Regions from separate parts of the Homo sapiens genome. Here region 1 is linked to region 2. Evidence: read pairs that join two places in POLR2A ChIA-PET (ENCODE). Cell type or tissue: MCF 10A. All regions are shown on one strand.

The links. Peaks named below come from ENCODE experiments on the same cell type or tissue, not always from the same donor. Only the 100,000 strongest peaks of a DNase experiment are listed, where the experiment ranks them.
Region 1: POLR2A ChIA-PET joins it to region 2 with 5 read pairs; 6 of 35 experiments call an interaction of 5 or more read pairs at or near these places.

What each region holds. Positions count from the first base shown.
Region 1 is chr13:20,081,300-20,085,299 of GRCh38, forward strand. ZMYM2 (zinc finger MYM-type containing 2) reads left to right here. Exons shown (of 25, transcript NM_197968.4): 22 at 717-831; 23 at 1,482-1,733; 24 at 2,357-2,477. Among named protein-coding and RNA genes, the nearest start is that of LINC01072, 19 kb to the right of the region's middle. In MCF 10A, no CTCF peak of the experiment used is centred here; no DNase peak of the experiment used is centred here.
Region 2 is chr13:20,019,550-20,023,549 of GRCh38, forward strand. It overlaps ZMYM2 (zinc finger MYM-type containing 2), which reads left to right. Exons shown (of 25, transcript NM_197968.4): 7 at 1-69. Among named protein-coding and RNA genes, the nearest start is that of ZMYM2, 63 kb to the left of the region's middle. In MCF 10A, no CTCF peak of the experiment used is centred here; a DNase peak (open chromatin) is centred at 2,052.

The DNA.
Region 1 (4,000 bases), 62 kb after region 2:
GTGTACTCCCAATTCTTGCCTTCCATTCTTTGTGCTGTTATCATATAATTTTATGTTATTTTCTCTTTAAGCCCCACTAATGTTTATACTTTAAATGATTCTGTAACCACCCTCACTGTTAAGATTTTTCTAGGTTTGTGACAGTAAGTTACAAGATTCATAAATTTGCACTGTTTTACAGGTGGAGAATTAGGAATATAGAGACAATAAGAAAAAAGCGTTAGCCTGACAAAGTCAGAGTGCTAGAAGAGAGCTTTCAATAGCTACAGATAACATTTCCTCTCATTCTTACCACTCAGTGTTTTTCTTTAGTCATTACCTTAATTATAACTCTTACTTTATAAGAAAAAAAACTAAAAAGAAAAAAACACTTTTATTTTAAAATTTACATTTTTCTTCATGCACTATATAATAAACACGGGAGTCAAATATTCTTTTTTTTTTCTGTCTGACAGACTGAAGATTGTCATCCAGTTTTTACATTCTTGATTCTGGGGTGTGTATTTCAGCTTTGAGTGTTTCAAGCAACAGATTTGTTGATAATTTATGATTCTTTATAATTTCTAGGTGCATACATAAAATCAGTCATGTTTTAGTATGCATTTCAAAGACATAAAGCTTTATTTTTTTCTTAAGAAATACGGAGTGTAATATGTTTACTATAATTAGCTGATTTTCTTTCAAGAAAGTTTGTGGGGCTTTTTTTTTTTTTATAGTATTTGTGTGGAAGTAATCGAAAAGACAACATATTTATTGATCCTGGATACCAAACATTTGAGCAAGAATTGAATAAAATACTGCGAAGCTGGCAACCAAGCATACTTCCAGATGGTAATGCTATTTTCACTAAAGGTGTTGCTCTCTTGATATTAGGATTGTTATTTTTACAGAGTATGTTTGAAAATATTATAATTAAGTCACTTAAATTAGATAACATTTTCTGAACACTTACTCGAGCTCATCTGCCTTTCATCTCTTGTTGAATTAGAAACAAATGTGGTCAATAACTAGTGTTTATGAAGAACTTTGTAAGAAATGTAATCTACTTTCTCTGGAGTACGAGACTGGATGTTCATGTCTTAAGCCTTCCAGTGGAGCTTCTGATGTAAATTTCTCTTAAACCACTGTTTTCAGTCCGTGAAGAAAATGTGTATGTATGTGGAGTCATCAATTTTTTTCAGGAATTTAAATTCCTGAATTTTAATTTTAAAAGGATTTACACTGTTTTCTGACCACTGTTTGCTTGTCCTACTGAAGAACAGAAGCAAACATCCAGTCCCTTATTCCATAGATAATAGTTCCATAGTAGCCTCTGTATTGTTAAAGAGCTGCATAGGTAATTCTAGAATTATTCTAGTTGATCTAATATGAAAGGAGAATTGGTATAGATTTGTCCTTAAATTAACTGTGTCTGCTTCTAGATGGTTAAATGAAAACTTTTATTTATTATAATTCTTTTAAAATAGTTCTCTCTATTTAAGGGTCAATATTCTCTCGAGTTGAAGAAGACTATCTCTGGAGGATAAAACAACTAGGATCACACTCTCCAGTAGCTCTTCTGAATACACTGTTCTACTTTAACACTAAGTATTTTGGCCTGAAAACAGTGGAACAACACTTAAGACTTTCCTTTGGCACTGTGTTTAGGCATTGGAAAAAAAATCCTTTAACGATGGAAAACAAAGCGTGTCTTCGATACCAAGTGTCTTCCTTGTGTGGAACAGATAATGAAGGTAGTGTAACAGATTTCTATTTTTATTTTTATTTTTAAATTTTTTTTGAGACAGAGTTTCACTCTTGTTGCCCAGGCTGGAGTGCAGTGGTGCAGTCTCGGCTCACCGCAACCTCTACCTCCTGGGTTCAAGCAATTCTCCTCCCTCAGCCTCCTGAGTGGCTGGGATTACAGGCAGGCGCCACCATGCCTGGCTAACTTTGTATTTTTAGTAGAGACAGGGTTTCTCCATGTTGGTGAGGCTGGTCTCGAACTCCCGACCTCAGGTGATCTGCCCACCTCAGCCTCCCAAAGTGCTGGGATTACAGGCGTGAGCCACCACGCATGGCCCAGATTTCTATTTTGGGATTGTCTATGGTAGGGATATCCAAACCTTGCCTTACTAAAGACCACCTGGGTCACTTGTTAAGAACCTAAGGACTGTCAGTTTTATAAAATAAGACAACCTATGTCTTAAGATGTCTCAGTTCCTTTTGTTTGAAAAATTGTACATTACCAGAAGCCATAACTTAAAACTCCAAGGGGCACCTGGTCCTATTCTTTGGTATAACAGACACTAGGAGTGATGTTTATATCTTTCTTCAAGATTAGTTTAGGAGGTTTATTTCACTTTTATTTTTTAAGATAAAATTACTACTGGAAAAAGAAAACATGAAGATGATGAGCCAGTATTTGAACAAATTGAAAACACAGCCAATCCTTCCAGATGTCCTGTGAAAATGTTTGAATGCTACTTGTCTAAAAGGTGAGTGTTAATGATACTTAACTTTTAAAAATGTTGGTAGAAGTTGGCTGGTTTAAATTTAACATTACCAAGAAGTGACTTTTTTAGATGGATTCTTTCTCAGATTTCTTCTCTCTCAGTTATACCCAAGTTCATTCAGTTATAATCTTTTATTTTGAAATACCCAGTTTATACATCATACTTAGAGTTTAAGCATGTGTTAAGAAATCTCTCTCTACTAATGAAATTTCTACTGCTGTCATTTTCTTTTGGAGATGGGGTCTTGCTCTCTCACCGAGGCTGGAGTACAGTGGCACGTGATCATAGCTCATTGCAACCTCAAACTCCTGGGCTTAAGCCATCCTCCCACCCTCTGCCTCCTGAGTTGCTGGGACTGCAGGCATGTGCCTCCATAGCTGGCTAATTTTTGTATTTTTTGTAGAGACAGGATCTCACTGTGTTGCCCAGGCTGGTCTTGAACTCCTGACCTCAAGCCATCCTCGTGCCTCAGCCTCCCAAAGTGCTGGAATTACAGGCATGAGCCATTGCGCCTGTCATTGTCTTTTAAATTACAGCAATTCCAATGACAGCAAAGCAAGGGACACAAACTTTTTCTTAAACGGTCAGATGGTAAATATTTTAGGCTTTTGGGCCTATGGAATCACTATTGTAACTAATCGGTTCTCTTGTGACTAGAAAGCAGCCATATACTATATATAAATTCATGGCATGTGGCTGTGTTATAATAAAACTTCACATAAGCAGGTGGCTGGCTGTAGTTTGCCAATGCCCGGTGTAAAGGTATGCTCAAAGGTAGTATAGATAGGTGGAAATGTAAGTGAAGTATTTACATTTAAGAGAAAACAGTCAAGCAGGTATGAAAAATGGAATCATGTTCTGGAATTTTTTTTCCCCTCAATCTCAGACCAACAGGCATTTTAAAAAGTTTAAGCCAATAAAACGTTTAGAGACCATAGATTATTTTATGCTTGCCTGTTGTTTTAAGTAAGCACTCTCTAATTTTCAGAAGGTCAGCATGAATTCAAAATGTACTTCCCTGTTTAAACAAATTTATAAATCACAGGTCCCCAGGATGGCCCTCAAGGACTTGTAAAAACAATAGTATCATGTATAGGATGATATTAGTACAAGTTGAATGCGCCTTATCCAAAATGCTTCTGACCAGAAGTGTTTTAGATTTCAGATTTTTTCGGATTTTGGAATATTTGCATATACATTATAAGATGTCTTAGGGCTGGGACCCAACTCTAAACATGAAATTCATTTATATTTCATATACACCTTATACATGTAGCCTGAAGATAATTTTATTTATGCATAGCCTGAAGGTGATTTTATTTTCCCCTTGGGGTTGCTGAATAACCTGTGTGTTATGTGCCTGTGTTTTGGGCGCGAACTCCTCACATGAGGTCAGGTGTGGAACTTTCCACTTTTGGTGTCATTTTGGCAAAGAGTTTCAGATTTTGGATTTTTGAATTAGGGATGCTCAGCCTGTATTTCTCACCATGGTTTAGGGTGGTCCT
Region 2 (4,000 bases):
GGTAGCCATCCAAGCTTCCTGAAGGAGGTTCGAGATCACATGCAGGACTCTTTCTTAATGCAGCCTGAGGTAAGCAGGAATGTAAATGGAGTTCAAGGCCTTAACATTTTTGAGCACTGCTACTACTGTCATTAATATGTATCTGAAAAATCTTGTCCAATTTGAAATATATTAAAATTTCCAAACTTAAATTGTATCAAATGATGAATGTTTTATCTCTGAGACATAGATTTCTAATTTCACTAATTTTACATGTATTTTCTTGTGATATGCTCATTTGTCTTTAGTTATTTATGTTCTTAGGAAATTATTTTCAGATTTTTTTAGTGCACAATACCTTGTACACAGTAGGCATTTAATAAAGGGATATAAAAATCCTCTCTTTTGTGCCTACCTGAAAAGTTAAAAAAAAAACCCTTTCTTTCAAAAAAATTTCTAAGTCTGTGTTCCTGTTAATCCAGATAAATGAATTAGTAATGAGTAATAAGTGTTTAAAATTAGGAAGACTTTTAACTGTAGTACAGTTATCAAGATAATGAAATTTACATCAGTAAACTATTATTGTCAGGTTAGTCAATAGAGCGTATTCAAATTTTGTCTGTTAATGTCCCTTACAGCAAATGAAAAACAATTATTTCTTGTCTAGAATCCAGTACAGGATCATAGGCTATTATTATTCCTCTTCTTTTTTTTTTTTTTTTTGAGACAGAGTTTCGCTCTTGTTGCCCAGGCTGGAGTGCAACGGCACCATCTCGGCTCACCGCAACCTCCGCCCCCTGGGTTCAAGCGATTCTCCTGCCTCAGCCTCCCAAGTAGCTGGGATTACAGTCATGCACCACCACACCCGGCTAATTTTGTATTTTTTTAGTAGAGATAGGGTTTCTCCATGTCGGTCAGGCTCCTGACCTCAGGTGATCCACCTGCCTCGGCCTCCCAAGTGTTGGCGTTACAGGCGTGAGCCACCGCGCCCGGCCCATTATTTCTTTAAATATAGTTTTTAGGCCTTTTCCCAACTCTCTTCTTCTGAGACCCCAATTCCAGATAATTCCTGCCACTTTCCCACAGTCACTGAGGCTTGTTTTTTGTTTTTTGTTTTTTGGTATTGTTTTGTATTGTTTTTGTACTGTTTTGTATTTATTTTGCATTGTGGTTTGTATTTGTATTGTTTTTCCCTAGTCTTTTTTTCCTTCTGTACTCCATTTTGGAAAGTTTCTATTGCTGTATCTTTAAGTTTGCTGATCTTTTAAAATCACCTGTGAATACCATGCAGCATATTTTTTCAGATGTTATGTTTTTCGTCTCTAAAAGTTCCATTTGTCTCTTTTGTATCTTCTATTTCCTGCCTAATTATGTTCATGTTTTCCTCTACTAATATTTTAATATATTAGCATATTTATAATAGTTCTTTTAACATCTTTGCCTACTGTTTACTTTTTTTTTTTTTGAGATGGAGCCTTGCTCTGTCACCCAGGCTGGAGTGCAGTGGCGTGATCTCTGCTCACTGCAAGCTCTGCCTTCCAGGTTAACGCCATTCTCCTGCCTCAGCCTCCCTAGTAGCTGGGACTGCAGGTGCCCGCCACCATGCCCGGCTAATTTTTTGTATTTTTAGTAGAGGCGGGGTTTCACCGTGTTAGCCAGGATGGTCTCGATCTCCTGACCTCATGATCCGCCTGCCTCGGCCTCCCAAAGTGCTGGAATTACAGGCGTGAGCCACTGCGCCCGGCCTTACTGTTTTCATATCTGCCATTTCTAGATCTGTTTCTATAGTTTGATTTTCTTTTTTTTTCTTCTTCTGGGTAATGAGTCATGTTTTCCTGCTTTTTTTTTTTTTTTTGACAAAATGCCTGTCATTTTTAAGTTTGATTCAGAATATTGTGAATTTCACATTATTGGTTGCTGGATTTTGTTGTATTATTTTAAATGTTTTGTTGGACTTTGTTCTGGCATCCTGTCAAATTAACCTCGAATTATTTGGATCCTTTTGAGGCTTGCTTTTAAGTTTTTGAAAAGACTTTGGTAGAGCAAACTTTAGCCTGGGGCTATTTATTCATACTACCGCGGTGATACCTGGAGAGATCTGAATCATCCCCCGTATTACAAGGTCATCCTACTCTTGAACAGGTAGCAATACAGAGTACTCCTGGCCATGTGTGTTCTTTGGGAATTGTTAGCCTAATGCTTTCTTGTGGTTCTGGGGTTCTTTCTCTGGCCACAGGTGCTTTCTTCTCATGAATGCACAGATCAGTTTTCAGCCAAAATATGTCTGTAGATGTAGTTTTAAGATCACAGATCAGTTTTCAGCCAAAATACGTCGGTAGATGTATTTTTAAGATCAGAGCTTTTTTGTGCAGCTCCATCATCATCAGTACTCTGTTTCCCAAATTCTAGCTGCCTTGAAAGACTTGTGTTTCCTCAACTCAGTGAAACTAGTAAGTAGGCTCTGTTAACCTCCCCTTCCCCCAGCTACTTCTAGGCCTCAAGCTTTGGCAGCCACAGGACTCACTTGATTTGTTTCCCTTTTGTTAGGTATACAGTTCTGTGCTACCTTGTGTGTAGAGTTTGAAAACCATTGTTTTTTTGTGTGTGTGTCTAATTTTCTAGTTGTTAAAGGTGGGTGGGAGGTTTAAATCTAATTTCTGTTAGTTGGGAGTGGAAGTTACCTCTGCTTTAATCTAAATAGTTCCCTAGTTTTTGTTTGTCTTTTATGACTTGACATTTTGAATACCACTTTGGAGAGCATCCCTCAATTCGTGTTTGTTTGATAGTTCCTCAAGATTAGATTGAGGTAATGCATTTTTGGCATGAATACCTCATAAGCGGTGTTGTGTCCCTCTTCGTGCACATCAGGAAGCACATGATGTCTATGTTTTCCATTATTGTGTGTTAACTTGTTTAAGGGGATGTCTGTCAGGTTTCTCCAGGGTAAAGTTGCTATTTTTCCCTCTGTATCTGTTTAAGTTAAGCAAACTTTTCACCCACTATTTTTAGCATCTGTTGTCAATTAGAAAAAAATCCTTAAATTACAAAGTTAGAATAAGTCTGCTAAAAGAAAAATTGTAAATTAAACAGTAATAGAGAAAAGTAAAACATGATGGTATATACATTTTTAAACCGTTTTTTCTCTGCACAGACAAATCTTGCAATATGAAGAGATGATTTCCAGGTTTTATTGAATAAATGAATTGTAATTTTTACTTGAAATTATCTTATTTAGTATAATAAATATTACAATATTATGTCATTGTTTGAGTTTTATTGCCACTTCTTCTAATCAAGGTTCTTCACTATTTCAGTGCTTTGGATTCCTTTGGTAATAAGGACAGATTCATTCTCAGAATGTTATTAAATGCATAAAATACCTATGATTACAAAGACAACCAATTATATCAAAATACAGTTACCAAAATATTTTTTAAATTTTTGAAATGTGCTGCTTTATTTTAATGTATTTAGGAATAAAATCCAGTGGTTAATAACTATAATTTTGAAGTAAAGTTGAATGTAATTGATATATTAAGGGATACTAAGAATGATATAAAAATTGGGAATTTTTATTTTTGACAGTCATAGGCCCTATTAAACTAATGAAGTAAGTTTGTTGCCTCCAATCAGAGTGAAAGAGAATGTTAAATTTCAGTTAGAGGTTAGTAAATATAAAGGTAATTTCTTTACTGTGCGATGTCACAGACTAAAGTTTATATTGTATTTGAATGTGGCTAGGAAAGTAGATAATATGCAGCCTATATCTTGGGGCGCCATTTCCTAAATTAGATTTGCAGCAGCAGGTACATCAAGCCATTCTTTCTTGATTACCTTCCCATGTGGTCTACTTGATTGGTCCAAATGTACCAAATGAAATATACTTCCTATATGTAGAAGGAAAATTTGGGAGAAGTTGTAAAATCGTGACAGTTTTGACATTCACGTGAAATTGGTTAAAATTAAAATATAAGGTACATCTTTTAAATGAGTAGACTGAAAATGAGCCAGTTTGTCATAA